Regions from separate parts of the Homo sapiens genome. Here region 2 is linked to region 1. A link is a loop called in an ENCODE intact Hi-C map of the cell type or tissue named here. Cell type or tissue: B cell. All regions are shown on one strand. Links, peaks and the distances in the headings refer to the core of each region. The heading gives the core; the rest is flanking DNA.

Evidence for each region. A loop is a pair of places that touch in the nucleus more often than their neighbours do. Peaks named below come from ENCODE experiments on the same cell type or tissue, not always from the same donor. Only the 100,000 strongest peaks of a DNase experiment are listed, where the experiment ranks them.
Region 2: a loop joins it to region 1, with 5 times the contacts of the local background. A loop is called at or near these places in 6 of 110 quality-filtered maps.

The regions. Positions count from the first base shown.
Region 1 is chr20:35,300,407-35,308,738 of GRCh38, forward strand. UQCC1 (ubiquinol-cytochrome c reductase complex assembly factor 1) reads right to left here. Exons shown (of 10, transcript NM_018244.5): 9 at 6,260-6,373; 10 at 2,172-3,663. The coding sequence ends at 3,529. Among named protein-coding and RNA genes, the nearest start is that of FAM83C, 12 kb to the left of the region's middle. RefSeq lists enhancers at 3,896-4,716, 5,008-6,207, 5,300-5,594. In B cell, for the core only: CTCF peaks have their summits at 3,601 (motif pointing right), 3,806, 6,802 and 7,006; DNase peaks (open chromatin) are centred at 3,605, 4,055 and 6,725.
Region 2 is chr20:34,831,163-34,839,494 of GRCh38, forward strand. It overlaps the pseudogene HMGB3P1. Among named protein-coding and RNA genes, the nearest start is that of NCOA6, 9.7 kb to the left of the region's middle. In B cell, for the core only: CTCF peaks have their summits at 3,385 (motif pointing right) and 3,589; a DNase peak (open chromatin) is centred at 3,399; H3K27me3 peaks cover 444 bases.

The sequences.
Region 1 (8,332 bases), core at 271-8,270:
TCAGTGTTTCTCATTTGAAAACCTCTATAATACAGTCTTCTCTGAAGAGTAAGGAAGACATATGTTTCTTCTGATGAGTAAGTGTACTTCCTTTTATGTGACAATGGGAACTCTACAACCTTAGGGCTTTCCATTTTCCACCTTTGACCAGGAAGCTCAGAGCAAGGTCTCATACTCAATTGCAAATCTCCTGGCTGACCTGGGGGAGGGAGGCAGGGTGACATGGGGACAAAGCAGGGTCCCCAGGGTCTGTCGTGGGCTGGAGCACTCTTGGCCCCTTCTTATCCTCGATCACTCTTTCTCTAGGCCCCTCTAAGCTTCAGTCCCCTCACTTGTGTTAAAGGGATAATAAAAATGATGAGGGCAATACCTGTTTTACCTGATTGTTGTGAGACAATGCATTTACAGTATTTTATAAAATTTTAAAAAAGTCATATGAAAGTTGCTCATTAGCAGTCCAGGTTTTCCAACATAATTATTTTCCCTCTTTTTCCCTCCCAATACCTGGATCTGATCTTTCAAACTTTAAGGATTTTTTTTTTTTTGAGACAGGGTCTCACTCTGTTGCCCAGGCTGGAGTGTGGTGGCATGATCTCAGCTCACTGCAACCCCCACCTCCTGGGCTCAGGTGATCCTCCTACCTCAGTCTCCTGAGTAGCTGGGACTACAGGCTCATGTCACCACACCCAGCTAACTTTTTGTAGAGACAGGGTCTCACTGTATTGCCCAGGCTGGTCTTGAACTCCTGGACTCAACCAATCCGCCCACTTCGGCCTCCCAAAGTGTTAGGATTACAGGCATGAGCCACTGCACCCAGCCTACAATTTTATTACAAACTGTGTCTCTTAATCTGCTGTGATCTTTTCTGGAAGAATACAGAATACAAATATTAATAAATGACAAAATCATTCCTACAGAGCAGTCTCCCTGAAGGCAAGAAATTGTGTCCTTCACTTGTTTTGTACAATAATGAGTTACACTAGAAAAGCATTTAGCTATGGAAAGAACTTTCCATTTTGGTTCCTATGCTAAGACCAAAGGGAGTGCTCAATATTAAGTCGCTAAAATAAGTGAAACTGTATGGGTCACACTGAGAATGGTCCAGAAGGGGGCTTTTTGGTTGGGGTTGTATTGATAACACTTGGTGATTTAGTCACACATTCATTCTTTCATTTATCCAAGTATACACTGATGCTGATCATGAATCAGGCATTTGGCTGAGCACTGGAAAAACAACAGTGACCAACACAAACACAGTGTCCACTCCACGCTGAGGCAGCTCACAGTACAGTGTAGGAGGTGGGTAAAAAAATCATTTTAACATGGTAAGGTAAGTGTTACCAGGGCTAGGTGTGGAGGCTTATGCCTATAATCCTAGCACTTTGGGAGGGCAAGGTGGGAGGATCAACATAGTGAGAAACTGTCTCTACATAAATAAAAAGGTAAGTGCTCCAGAGCAGAGAACCACGTGGGGAGCAGCACGGATATCGTGACTGTACCTGGAGGGGACAGGAGAGGGAGGGACAAAGGTTCTAGGTAGAGGACACATAGCATGATCTCTCCAGGTAACCCCAAGAGGTTCAGTGTGCTCAGAGAAGAGATGGGTAGACTCATAAAAACAGGAATGGAGGCAGTGGCCAAACCAAGAATAAGGGTAGCCTCCAAGGAACCTGGAATAGATCTTAAGGGGAGGGGGATTGGCAGAGTCAGGGAAAGGTGCTGATGGCCAAGAAGTGAGGGCTCACCAACATCAGACACGATAGATCCAATCTGGCTCCTTCAAAGGCAGCTCCATACTGCAAGTTGCTGTGTTGCACGACGACAAACTCCTGAGCAGACAGGACTAGCTCTGTAGGCAGGGACCATCAGATGCTGGAGGGACTCACCCAGGGCCTGCATGAACACTGGCTGACTGGGATGCTAAGAAGGGGAGTCAGGTTCTGGACCAGGGCTGGACCAAATGACCTTTCAAGTTCCTTCCAAATCTGAGCTTCCAGGATTCTAAAGCAAGCCCGGTAGCTGAACTGGTGCCATGAGCTGGGATCTGTGGCTGGGGAGCTACCCTGGGCAGCAAATGGGTTAAAGCTCAAATAACTTTTATATATGAATTAATGTGTAGAGTTGGGAGCCAAAATCTGTTCCATTAATTTTTCCATCCATTCCAGGAGCAGTTAGGTACACACAGTAAAGTTTATTTTGGTGCATGGTATACTTCACTCCATTAAAAATAAATTAATCAGCAAATTCCTGCCTGGCTCAGCTCTGGTTTATGTAAATAGTGCCCAGCTGTAATGAGTTACAAGGTGTTATTATCTCACACACACACAGGAGGCTTCACTCTAGAGCTCCGCTCGCAACAAAAGCATCTTAAATAAACTGAGAGAAGCGGTTTGATTTGTAATGTTTTCACAGAAGTGGGATATACCTCACCCATATAGAGTTTCTTTATATGACTCATTTTATAGCAAGTTAAATGAAGGAAGTTTGATGGGGGAGGGAGGGGCAATATGGTTCCCCACCCCCTTTCTTCACTTTAAGAAAATCCCCCAAGAGATGACCCGCACTGAGGGAGGAGGGGCTGGTCCTCAGGTGCTCAGACCAAGGTGGCTCTGCAGCACGTGCTTCAGAAGTTGGGAAGGGGGACCAAAGCTGGGCACAGGTCTGGGTCTGCTACAACTAAGCCAGGAGGAATGTTCTCTTCTCCCCAGTATCTCATGAAAGGGGAGGCCAAGACAGGAGACAGCATGTTCCTCATTCAGTTCACTGGGAGTGACAAAGGTGACTTTGTTCTCAAGGCCTCCTTCCAAATGACTTAGGATGTGAAAGCCCTTGGTCATCAGAGGCCTCCTGGGTCCCAGACGACAGGCCTGGCTGGCTGTATCTTGGCCTGAACAGAGACACATCTCCATGAACTAGAGGCAAGAGCAGCAGAGACCATCCCAGCCTCTTCCCTTTCTCCGTCTCTAACTGAGCTGCGCGGTGCCCTCATTACTGCGTCCACCATCTCAGGCAAGTTTCTAAGTCCCTGGAATAAAGAAGGGCCATGGCAGAGAGAAGTCTCTGTTTCTTTTAATGGCCAACTCAACCCCATGGCTGAAAGCCGAGGGACAACGCGTGGTCACCGACCGGACTCGGCAGCATTACAATCTGCTCCTAGGCCACAGCAGGCCCTGGGGGGTTTCCCTTTTGAACCTACACCATCCCTTCCTTGGCCTTTGGGAAAAGCTATCAGTCACATGTAGTTGCTGGAGGGGGTTGGGGAGTGTGTGCTGGGGGACTCTCACTCGGGGCTTCCCCTAAGGGAGAGGACACCCCGGGAGAGCTAGGGGTTCTCCCAGCCCTGTACCCCAGCAGATCAGACTCCTGGGCACACTAAGAGGAAACTCAACACAAATGGGGCCAGGTATTTGACAGATGCTGTTCAGAGGTCAGTTCAGGCCACTTTCTGCAGGGTCCTGGACCAACAGGCACTTCTCTCCTGGAGGTTCCTCGAAGCCAGCTGGCGGGCCGTGCGGAGGGCCCAGCCCATCAAAGTCCCTCGTCGTTGTAAGTCGGAGAATGGGGCTTCAGGATGCTCTGAGGATTCTTCTCCACTAGAGGGCGCCAGCTCACCTCCCCTGTCAGAAGCAGATCCTCCCCGTTCATGGAGTCCAGGTACTGTATCTGCAACCAGGGGAGGGGGAAGGAGGAAGCGACAGAGGCAGGGCAGAGGTGAGGAGCCAGCGTCAGGAACCAGCCTCCCAGAGGAGAGGAAGGAAGGGGACGGGGCATGAGGGGGGCTTCTGACCATCCCAGGTCCCAGACCAAGCCGTCCCAGGCCAAGCCGTCTCTGATCTCCTAGATAATTTCACTAAGGTGGTTCAGAGAAAGCAGTCACTGGGGAGCTGGGTGGCGGGGGCAGTTAGGGAATTCCCTATCACACCTCTGAATGGAGACAGACACACACCTCCCAAGGACACGTCTCCCCTACACGCCCTCCCTAGACAGCTCCTGCAGGCCAGGAAGTCAGGGCTTGCAGCGCACACAGCCATGCTGTCCACCCCAGCACTGCTGGGTGAGAGTCCTGATTCTGTCCCTTCCCAGTGCTGCTACCCAGGGTGGCAGCTTCCCCTCTCTGAGATTTAAGTTCCCTTGTCTTGAGAGAGGGGATAGAAACAGGTACCTCACAGGACACATGAAGAGATTCAACAATATGCATATATGCAGTGCTAGGCACTCACGCTTTAAACATATGTATGCCTCTGTTGTCCTCTAGTGGGCCCCTGGTCAGTGGGCCCCAGTATCACCTCTCTAGGACAGTAGGGGCAGACAGCTCTGCCATTAAAATGGTCATCATCCAGAGAAGCCACTGCTGCAGGGCCAGGAGACTTCATCTTAGGCTTTAGGTCATTCCCCCTTCCAAGAATCCACCACTCTGGTTGCTTCCGCTTCCAGCTGCTGACGCTTGAACTCAACCCCAGCCTCTCGCACGTGTCTTGGCTCTGGATTCCCACCTGCCCTGCCATCTCTTCCCTAAAGCCCACTCCTCCCTTACAGTGACTCCATTTCTGCCCCCAGTGCCACCCCTCTGCCCACCTCCTGGGTTGAAAATCTCAACAGAACCTCTGGTTGGCTCTTGGGCCATCGGCCACACCAAACAGTCTGCTCAAGGCCCAGCTCCTGCTCTTCCTTTCCCGGCCTTCAGCACTCTGCCCTCCCTGTATCACATAACAGGCTGGCTTACTCCAGGGTTAGCCGTGTGCCTGGGCTTCCTCACCAAACCATGAGCTGGCTCCTCGAGGGCAGGACTGGGTCTTATTAATCGTTGCTTTCCCAAGAGTACATGGAGCAGCAGGTGCTCAAAAGGTTTGCTGATAGAACTGGGTCCCCACCAAAGCTCCCTGCTTTCCCAAGAACCCCTTCACGGTTTTTCCACTGCCTCTCACTGGGGCCACATGGGACCTCTTGTAGGGACAATGGTTGTGGCAGCCCCTTCCTAGAGGGCCCTCGGAGAAGTCCCAGTGTGTCTTGTTGGGGCTTCTGGCACAAGCCCACCATGGCAGATGGAAATGTTGGGCAGGTCTCTCAGAAAACACAGCATTTGCTTTGCGAATTGCTACTCCCGTCTGAGGGTGAGTCCAGTCAACAGAGTATCAGAATTCTCTGTGAGTGGGGCCCTCTGGCCATGCCGTGCCCTCTCCCTGGCTCTAGCAGATTTGAAGAGTGGTCAAACAGAAGTCCTGGCTCCTGGGATTCTCTACCCTGTGGGTCTGCAGAGCCCCAGTATGTGGTTTTTCCAGCAGTTAACAAGCTAGTCCTATGGGCCCTGTCTTCTCAAGAGCTGAAGTCCAGCCTTGCCTTTCCTGGTTGTTGAAGACCATGAATACAAGTGAACAAGAGAGTAACTGTGGCGTGACACCCCTTCAGCTCCAGGGGCCAGGCCATGAAGCAAAGGTGTGACTCATGGCACAGCCTGAGCTGTCTGAGGCAGCTGAGGCCTCAGTGGTCACATGAATCACACAGCTTGGGGCCCTAGGGCAGCTGTGCAGGCTGACTCACTGGGAGGCCCTGGAAGAGCCTCTATGTCCTCTTCGCTGCCAGTCAGCTCACTCATCTATCAAGTATGAGTTTCCCATCAATACAGGATCTGAGGGCAGGGAGGTCAAGGAATTAATTCCCCGGGGCTTGAGGACAGCTATGTGGGTAAGCAGCCCCCACTGCGGAGCTTTCTCGTAGAAGCTTTGATGTCGGGGAGCCCTGGGGAGCCAGAGGGGTGAGAAACTGAAGTGGGGGGACTCTACTTGACTGTGGAGAGCATCTAGCAGGAAGAGGCTGTCTGTGAAATGCTGCCTGCTGCCCAGTTTTGCTGGAAGTCAGGAGCAGGAAACAAATCCAAGTGGGTAGAGAAGGGGTCCACAGTGGGCAGCTGCTACTACACCACGTGCTCATATCTGCCAGGACTCTGTGGGCCCAGCTGCTAGCATAGCACTGGGCGCACAGTAGGCAATGAGGTGCACAGTGAATGAATGACTCAAAGTTCCTGAGGGCAGGAGACTACTCGATGCCTCTTTCTCTCTCTCTTCCCATTTCCCGCTCCCTGGCCCAGTTCATGGTTGGACATACAGAAGGCGCTCCTTCTTCAGCGTCTAGTGCTGATGTGATCTGGTCAGAATTCTCTCAGGCTGGTCCTTGGTAACTCCACCTCTCATGATCCCCTGAAAGCCCAAGAGGAGGACCCACTGTTGCCAGGACTTGGGAGGGGAGGGAAAGGGTCACTCACCTGTTTCCTCACATACTCTACCAGCAATTCAAGATGTCGAGGGTCTTCACATTTCCGGTTGAAGAAGGTTCTCCAGAGGGCAGCGGCCAGCCCATGATCATCTGAAAGGATCCCCTGGAACATACAGCACAGCAGTGGTCTCCTGAGGGATCCACAGAGCCAGGACACAGACGGTGGGGATACTATGAACATGCTAGCAACCATGGAATCAGCTCAGAAGGGCCCTCCACGCACAAGAGGAAAATGGGGCAGTCACACAGTAGAGGTGGAAGGGGTCTTACAAGGGTATCTGGCCCAATCCCTTCATTTTATTACATACAGAGGGAGAACAGGGGGTCCAGAGGGGCCAAGCCACCAGTTAGGTGATGCAGAGCTGGGACTCAGGCAGTACTCCGTACTGCGCCTGGCCCAGGCAACACTTGAGAGGCTGAGAAGAGAAACAGTAGCAGCAATGCTCCCCCTGCTGTCCATAGCAGCAATGCTCCCCCTGCTGTCCACAGGGCACGGGCTGGGAATATTGTGAATGTATGTTTCTCCCAGGAATGGAGGTGGGCATGGACTGTGCCTTCTTGCTTGGTCCAAGGACCAAGGCAAGGCAACTGGTCCTTGGGGGAAGGGAGCCAGCTACCTTGTCTTCACTCTTACCCAACTCTGGGCCCAGCCTCTCCCTAAGTAGGGGAACAGGATGTTCAGCAGGATTGCTGGGGCCACAGAGGGCCAGGCTCAGAGCTTGCATGTGTGTGTGTGCCTAACGCTGCCTCTTTTGGCAGAGGAGACTTCTGTTGGGAAGCTTAAAGATTACAGAGCAAAATAAGAGCCCCAGCCACCAGCTAAGGACATTTTCTAGCTTGGACCTCTAGAGGAGGGAGGGCTGAGAGTCTTGCTTCCTGGGGTGAAGGTGGCTGATGGAACAGGCCCTGAGAAGTTGCTCTGTCCAGGTGCCAAGGTAGTGTGTGGAATCGATGTGCTGACTTGGAGTTAGAAGGGAGATCAAGTCCTAATTCCACCTCTGCCAAGATCAGTGATGGTGGCAGCTGACTAAACCAAAGTCTCAATCTTCTACTTCTTCAAAACAGATGAAGTTACCTGCTCTACTTATAGCATTCTTGAACTATTTGTTAAGTGTAATCTGTTGGATACAAAGATTAGGAGCATGCTTTGGCAGACAGCGGGGATACAGTCAAAACCGTGGGGTCTGGGAGCCAGAGCACAGAGTTCGAATGCCAGCTGTGTCACTTGATGGCCATGCGGCCTTTAAGAAGCTATTAGCCATTCCTGAGCCTCAGTTTTTCATGAGTCAAACAAGCCTAATAATACCTATCCCACAGAGTTGCTGTGAGAATTAAGAGATACTGGCCATGAATGGCTCTGTAAGTGGTAAACATTACCCAAAGACCCAGGATCACTTTATTCGACATTTTATTGTGGTCTGTCCTCTTGGGCATTGTGGTATGTGAGGTCTGGCTCCAGGCCTGCTGCCAACAAGGGCCATGTCCAGTATGGGGTGCTGACAGTTTGGTAGAAAAACATTCCACCTGTTCCAAATGCTCTCTGATAAACCCTCCTTACGGTTCCACAGCTTAGGACTGTCCTGGCACAATGGCTGAGTCAGGAAAACTGGCTTTTTCTGGCACATGGGGACAGGAGCAGAGGACAAGCTCAGGCACATCACCCTTCTGCAAACGATTTGCTAGCACAACAGCGTGCCTGTGTCTGCTGTGCCTGGGCACATGCCAGAGCGCTGCTGGCAGCAACCCACATGTGCTGTGCAGAAAGGAATGGGATTGGGAGCGCGTGTTATGGGGACCTGGAGAATGGGCAGAGCCCAGGATGGGAAAACAGGCAACTTTAGCAGCGGGTGAGATGGCTGGGAAGGGGCAAATTCATAATCAGGAATTCCTGAGCCATCAGAAGGAAAAGGATGACTCAGGACCCACTAATAGTGAGAACAACCCAACTGTTTCAGACTGTTAGGGTTCCCTCACACGCCTAGCTCCTAATGATTATGTTTGCCAAGTAGAATAGATATTATATTCCCATTTGCTTTGCTTTGTTTTGTTTTGTTTTGAGATG
Region 2 (8,332 bases), core at 197-8,196, 470 kb before region 1:
TAGCACTTTTATGCATTGCTGGTGGGAATGTATTTTGTTTTTGTTTTTTGTTTTTCTTTGAGACGATCTCGCTCTGTCACCCAGGCTGGAGTGCAGTGGTGCAATCTCGGCTCACTGCAACCTCCGCCTCCCGGGTTCAAGCAATTCTCATGCCCCAGCCTCCAGAGTAGCTGGGATTACAGGCATGCGCCACCATGCCCGGCCAATCTTTGCATTTTCTGTAGAGACAGGGTTTCACCCTGTTGCCCAGGCTAGTCTCAAACTCCTGGGCTCAAGTGTTCCACCTGCCTTGGCCTCCCAAAATGCTGGGATTACAGGCGTGAGCCACTGCGCCCAGCCAGGAATATAAATTGATGCAGCCATGGTGGAAAACAGTTTGGCATTTCCTCAAAAAGTTAAACATAGGCGCCCCTGTAATCCCAGCTACTTGGGAGGCTAGGGCAGGAGGATCACTTGAACCCAGGAGTTTGAGTCCACCCTGGGCAACATAGCAAGACCCAGTCTCAAGGAAAAAAATGTTAAACATAGGATTACCCTATGAGCCAGTAATTCCACTTCTGGGTATTCATCCAAAATAAGTGAAATCACATTAGTACCACTGTACTCCAGCCTGGGTGACAGATGAGACCCTGTCTCAAAGTTTAAAAATAAATAAATGAACAAGCCAGGTGTGGCAGCACATACCTGTGGTCCCAGCTACCCAGGAGGCTAAGGCGAGAGGATCAGTTGAGCCCAGGAGGTTGAGGCTGCAGTGAGCCATGTTTCCATTCCTGCATTCCAGCCTGGGTGATGGAGCAAAACCCTGTTTCGAAATAAAATTTAAAAAATAAAGAAGTGAAAGCAGAGTTTCAAAGAGATATTTGTGCACCCCTGTTCACAGCAGCATTGTTCACAATAGCCAACATGTGGAAGCAACCTACATATCTATAGACAGTTGAATAGATAAGCAAAATGTGGTCTATACATGCAATGAAGCATCGCTCAGCCTTCATGAAGGAAGGAAATTCTGACCCGACGTACACCACAGATGAACCTTGAAGATATTATGCTAAGTGAAATAAGTCGGTCACAAAAAGACAAATATTGTATGATTCCTCCTATATGAGGTTCCTAAAGTAGTCAAATTCATAAAGACAGAAAGTAGAGTGGTTGCCAAGGGCTAGAGGGAGAGGGAATGGGAAGTTTGTGTTTAATGAATACAAAGTTTCAGTTGGGGAAAACAAAGTTCTGGAGGTAGATGGTGGTGATGGTTGCATGTGAATATACTTAATGCCACCGAATTATATGCTTAAAAATGGTTAAAATGGCAAATTTTATGTTATATATGTATTTTACCATACACACGCACAAAAGATTCCAGAGCCACTATCCTAATTTTTTCACCTTGTTGTCCATGTCCTTAAGCCAAGGGTCATGGGTGTTCCTGGGATCTGCAAGAATGCAAAGAGCTGAGAAGACAGGGGCGCATTGGGCACCTGCAGATCCTGTAGGTAAAAATAGCAGGAGCCTAGGCAACACAAATACTTGTTGCCTGCAGGCAGGCAGCAAAAGAACAAAAACAGGCCATAAACTAGCAGATAGTATAGCATAATGATTACAATATTGGGCTCTGAAGCCAAAGTGAATCTGAACACCCAAGTTCAGATTCTAGCTCTGCCATTTATTAGCTATGTGAAGAAACTGCAACCAAAAGGAGATAAATGACTTGTCCAACAGGGTCCAAAGTATTTTCTCATTTATATTGTTTAAAAATCTTTACATGGGTTTTGTTTCATTCTATATCCCCAGTAGACTGTAAGCTCCCCAAGGAAGCTATGTTTGTAATATCCTCACTTGAAATGTAACTTAACTTCTTTGTGCTTCAGTTGCCTCACCTGTGGGATGCAGAGAATAAGGGCTCCTACTTCATAAGGTTGTCAAGCATATTAATGAATTTATACCTATAAATGTTTAGGAGAAAGCTTAGTGCTTATGATAGTCTCAACAAGCAATAGATTGAGAGAGGCTTCTGAAGAGGTGGTCAGGCTATTTCATAAAATGTTTTGAGCAAGAAAAACAGTCCTAAAACATCCAGGATTGTTCTAGATTTGGACTAGAGTGAAGAAAAAGCAAATCAATTGTTCTTTGATAATTTGATTTGTATTTATTGGACTTCTACTTTCATGTGTGTCCAAACAGGCTCAAGCTCTGCAGTGATAAGACTGACAGTGAATACTTCAATGATGTCTTTAAGAAAAACAATAATAAAACAGGGGAAAAAAGAAAGAACAAAACCATCTAGAAAGTGTCAACATTTTACTGTCTGCAGGGTTCGTCACAACAGTGCCAAATGACAAACTTACCACATTTAGTTGGATGAATTTTGCCCTGCAGAAGGATATCACCTTTTTTTTTTATAGGCAAACAGTTTATTTATTCATCCTCCTTCTCTTCCTCCCCATCTTCTTCATCTTCTTCTTCCATCTTTTCCCAGGCAACTTTAGCAGGACCTTTTGTGCCGTCCAACTTTCCTTTCGACTTATAGTCAGCAACATCCTTCTCATACTTCTTCAGCTTTGCCACCTTAGTGACATAAGGCTGCTTTTCACTGTCATTTAAGTTATTCCACATCTCACCCAGCTTTTTTGCCACGTCTCCAATAGAGATGCCAGGGTTTGTGGATTTGATCTTGGGGCAGAATTCTGAACAGAACAGGAAGAATCCAGACAGTGGCCTTTTGGGGGCATTAGGATCGTTCTTGCCTCCCTTAGCTGGTCCATAATCCTTCATTTCTCTATCACAGTGCACTTTATCCGCCTTTGCCATTTAATCGAATTTAGACTCTCTCTCTCTTTTTTTTTTTCTGAGATGGAGTTTTGCTCTTATTGCCCAGGCTGGAGTGCAGTGGCACGATCTCAGCTCACCGCAACCTCTGCCTCCTGGGTTCAAGCCATTCTCCTGCCTCAGCCTCCCCAGTAGCTGGGATTACAGGCGCCCACCAACACGCCCGGCTAGTTTTTTGTATTTTTAGTAGAGACGAGGTTTCACCATGTTGGCCAGGCTGGTCTCAAACTCCTTACCTCAGGTGATCCACCCAACTCACCCTCCCAAAGTGCTGAGATTACAGGCGTAAGCCGCCGTGCCCAGCCTAGACTTCTCTTTCCCAGACATTGTCTTCCACCTCTCAGAGCACTTTTTGGAAAATTCTGCAAAATTGACAGGGACCTCTGGATTTTTCTTATGCTCTTCTCTGCACGTCTGCACAAAGAAGGCAAAAGCAGACATCTTGCCCCTTAGTTTCCTGGGGTCACTTCTAGCCATCCTGACTGTATTGTTCACTAGTCTTGAAGGATATCACTTTTAAGTGGACACCATTCACATGACATTATAATTTGCAAATTTATTATGATAATTTACCAGTAGATGGCAGTAAAATGCCTTGTTATTTCAGAATCTGTTCGTTGTAACAATTTTCAGATATATGGAAATAAAATGCCTTGAGGAGGGGGTCACTTGTGCTTTGCATAAAGACATGCTATGGCGAGGCGCAGTGGCTCATGCCTGTAATCCCAGCACTTTCGGAGGTGGAGGTAGGTGGATTGTGTCAGCCCAGGAATTAGGGACCAGCCAGGGCAACATGGCAAAACCCCGTCTCTACAAAAAAATACAGAAATTAGCCAATCGTGGTGGTGCATCATGCCTGTAGTCCCAGCTCCATGGGAAGCTGAGATGGGAGGATCACTTGAGCCTGGGAAGCAGAGGTTGCAGTGAGCTGAGACTGCACCACTGCACTCCAGCCTGGATGACAGAGTGAGACTCTATCTCAAAAAAAAAAAAAAAAAAGCGGTGGTGGGGTGGGGGCTTACTATGGGCAAGCCATGGCTTGCTCTTCAGGAAAAAAATCATTGAAAAAATAGAAGAAATAGACTAATAATTACACAATTTTAAAAAGTGGAAGAATATCAAGTGACCATACATACACAAAAAGGTGGGGGTGGGGGAGAAAAAAAAAACTGTTTTCAAAAATATTCTGAAATTTTAAAGCTTTTTATTAGAGTATAATATAAAGACATAAAAGTACAGAAATCGTAAGTGTAAAGCCTGTTGAATTTCCACAAAGCCAACACACATGTCTAACAAACACCCAAATCAAGAAATAGAACATTCAGCCCCACAGAAGCCCCTTCCAGTCATTACCCACAGCCCCCAAGGTTAAACAGTATTTTAACTTCTAACTCCATAGATTAGTCTCACCAGGAGTTAAACTTACAGATTCATCTACATTGTTGCATGTAGTTGTAGCATGTTCATTTTCATTGCTGGGTAGCATTTCATTATTTATTTTTTATTTTTTTGAGACAGAGTCTTGCTCTGTCACCCAGGTTGGAGTGCAGTGGTGGGATCACAGGTCACTGCAGCCTTGACCTCCCAGGCTCAAGTAATCCTTCTGCCTCAGCCTCCCTAGTAGCTAGGACCACAGGTGCATGCCACTACACCATGCTAATTTTTGTATTTTTTGTAGAGACGGGGTTTCACCATGTTGCCCAGGTTGGTCTCAAACTCCTGGGCTCAAGTGATCCTCCCACCTCTGCCACCCAGAGTGCTGGGATTACAGATGTGAGCCACCACACCTGGCCAGCATTTTATTGTTTGAATACACCATAATTTATCCATTCTACTGTTAATGAGCATGTGGGTTTCCACTTAGGAGCTATTTTATTTTATTTTATTTATTTTTTTTAGAGATGGACTCTTGCTCTGTCACCCAGGCTGGGGTGCAGTAGTGCGATCTCGGCTCACTGCAACCTTCGCATCCCTGGTTCAAGCAATTCTCTGGCCTCAGCCTCCCGAGTAGCTAGGACTACAGGTGCACGCCACCATGCCCGGTTAATTTCTTTTGTATTTTTTAGTAGAGACAGGGTTTCACTGTGTTGCCCAGGCTGGTCTCGAACTCCTGAGCTCAGGCAATCTGCCTGCCTCGGCCTCCCAAAGTGCTAGGATTACAGGCGTGAGCCATCACGCCTGGCCAGAGCTTTTTTTGTTTTGTTTTGAGACAGAGTTTCGCTCTTGTTGCCCAGGCTGGAATGCAATGGCGTGATCTCGGCTCACTGCAACCTCTACCTCCTGGGTTCAAACGATTCTCCTACCTCAGCCTCCTGAGTAGCTGGGATCACAGGTGCCCACCACCATGCCCGGCTAATTTTTTATATTTTTAGTAGAGACAGGGTTTCTCCATGGTGGTCAGGCTGGTCTCAAACTCCCGACCTCAAGTGATCCGCCCACCTCGGCCTCCCAAAGTGCTGGGATTACAGGCGTGAGCCACCGCACCCGGGCCGGAGTTATTTTAAATTTTACTACTATGAACATTCTTGTGCATGTCTTTGGATGAACATGTGTACAATTTTTTGCTGGATAAAAACCTAGGACTAGGATTGCTGGGTCATAGAGTTTGCATTCAGCTCTTAGCTCATATTACCAAATCCTATGTCTTTTTAAAACAGTTTTATTGACAGGCTGGGCACGGTGGCTCATGCTTGTAATTCAAGCACCTTTGGAGGCTGAGGCGGGTGGATCACCTGAGGTCAGGAGTTTGAGACCAGCCTGGCCAACATGGTGAAACCCCATCTCTACTAAAAATACAAAAATTAGCTGGGCGTGGTGGCGGGTGCCTATAATCCCAGCTACTCGGGAGATTGAGGGAGGAGAATTGCTTGAACCTGGGAGGTGGAGGTAACAGTTAGCAGAGATCCCGCCATTCCATTCCAGCCTGGGTGACAAGAGTGAAACTCTGTCTCAAAACAAAAATCAAAAACAAACAAAAAACAATTTTCCAAAACAAAACAAAAAAACAGCTTTTGAGATATAATTGACATACTATACAATTTACTCATTTAAAGTGTATTATTCAGCCGGGTGTGTGGCTCAAGCCTATGATCCCAGCACTTTGGGAGGTTGAATCGGTTCGCTCACATATGTCCAGGAGTTCGAGACCAGGCTGGGTGACATGGTGAAACCCCATTTCTACCCAAAATACAAAAATTAGCCGGACGTGGTGCTTTATACCTGCAGTCCCAGCTATTGTGGAGACTGAGGTGGGAGGATCACTTGAGCCCAGGAGGCGGAGTTTGCAGTGAGCCAAGACTGCACTATTGTGCTCCAGCCTGGGCTACAAAGCCAGACCCTGTCTCAAAAAAAAAAAAAAAAAAAGTATAATTCTATGGTATTTAGTGTAGTCACAGATATGTGCAACCATCACCACAGTCAATTTTAGAACATTTTCATTGCCTCAGAAGAAACTCTATAATCTTTAGGTATCTCCCTCTCCCCAACCCCCCCATTCCCTCAGCCCTAAGGAATCACTAATTGACTTTGTCTCTGTCAGTTTGCCTATTATGGATACTTCATATAAATGGAATCATACAATATGTGACCTTTTGGCTTCTCTCACTTGGCACAATGTTTTCAAGGTTCATCCATATTGTAGCATGTATCAGTATCAGTACTTTATTCTTTTTCATAGCTGAATAACATAATATGTATTATTATGTGAATATACCACATTTTGTTATCTTTTTGTCTGTTGATGGACATTTGGGTTGTTTTTTACCTTTTGGTATTGTGAATAGTGATGCTATGAACATTCATGTACAAGTTTTTCTTTGAACACCTGTTTTCAGTGATTTGGGGTTTATGCCTGGGAATGGTATTGCTGGGTCGTATGGTAATTTGGTTTGTCTTATTAAAGAAATGCCAAACTGTTTTCCATAGCTGCTGTACCATTTTACATTTCCACCAACAACGTATGAAGATTCCACTTTTTCACATCCTGAGCAACATTTGTTATTTCCTTTTTAAAAAATTATTGTTGTGGGCGCACAGTGGCTCACACCTGTAATCCCAACACTTTGGGAGGCTGAGGCAGGAGGATTGCTTGAGGCCAGGAGTTTGAGACCAACCTGAGCCACATAGTAAGACTCCATCTCTATTTAAATAAAAGATAAAAAATAACATTTAAGTAAATAAACAAATAAAAATAATATTTATGGCCAGTCTAATTGTTGTGAAGTGGTATCTCATGGTGATTTTGACCTGTTTTAATCTACATTTCCCTAGTGATTATGATATTCAGCATCTTATCATAGACTTATCTTTGAAGAAATGTCTGTTGAAGCCCAGGCACAGTGACTTACACCTGTAATCCCAGCACTTTGGGAGGCCAAGATGGGAGGATTGCTTGAGTCCAAGAGTTCCAGACCAGCCTAGGCTGCATGGCAAAACCCCATCTCTACAAAAAATACAAAAATTAGCTGGGTGTGGTGACATGCACCTGTAGTCCCAGCTACTCAGGGGGCTGAGGTGGGAGAATCTCTTGAGCCTGGGAGGTGGAGGTTGCAGTGAGCCGAGATGGTGCCACTGCACTCCATCCTGGGTGACAGAGTGAGACTCTGTCTCAGAAAAAAAAAAAAAGTGTCCTTTTTGTTTTGTTTTGTTTTGAGGCAGGGTTTCACTCCTGTCACCCAGGCTGGAGTACAATGGCACGATCTCAACTCAGTGCAGCCTCGATCTCCTGGGTTCAAGGGATCTTCCTGCCTCAGCCTCCCCAGTAGCTGGGACTACAGGCACGTGCCACAGCACCCAGCTAATTTTTTATATTTTTGGTATATACAGGGTTTCACCATTTTGCCCAGGCTTGTCTTGAACTCCTGGACTCAAGCGATCTGCCCACCTTGGCCTCCTAAAGTATTGGGATTACAGGCATGAGCCACTGAACCCTGCCAAGAAATGTCTATTGAAGTCCTTTGCCCATATTTTAATTGAGTTGTTTGTCTTTATGTTGTTGAAGTGTTTTTAATATATTCTGGGTACTATATAAAGTACTCAGATCAGATATAAGATTGCAAATACTTTTCACATTTTTTGGACTGTCTTTTCACTCAAGATTGTCCTTTTATGTACAAAACTTTTTAATTTCAATGACATCCAATTATCTATGTTTGCTTTTGTTGCTGTGCTTTCGGTGCCACATCTAAGAAACCATTTGCCAAATCCAAGGTATGAGGATTTACCCCTATGTTTCCTTCTAAGAGTTTTATAGTTTTAGCTCTTATATTTGTGTCTTTGATCCATTTTGAGTTACTTTTTGTATGTGGTGTGAGGCAAGGTTCAAACTTCATTTTGTGTATGTGAATATGTTAAAGAGAATATTCCTTCTTCATTGAATGATCTTGGCACCCTAGTTGAGATCAATTGGCCATAGATATATTGATTTATTTCTGGACTATCAATTATGTTCCATTGATATGTTTATCCTTATACCTACCACACTGTTTTGATTACTTTGTAGTAAGTTTTA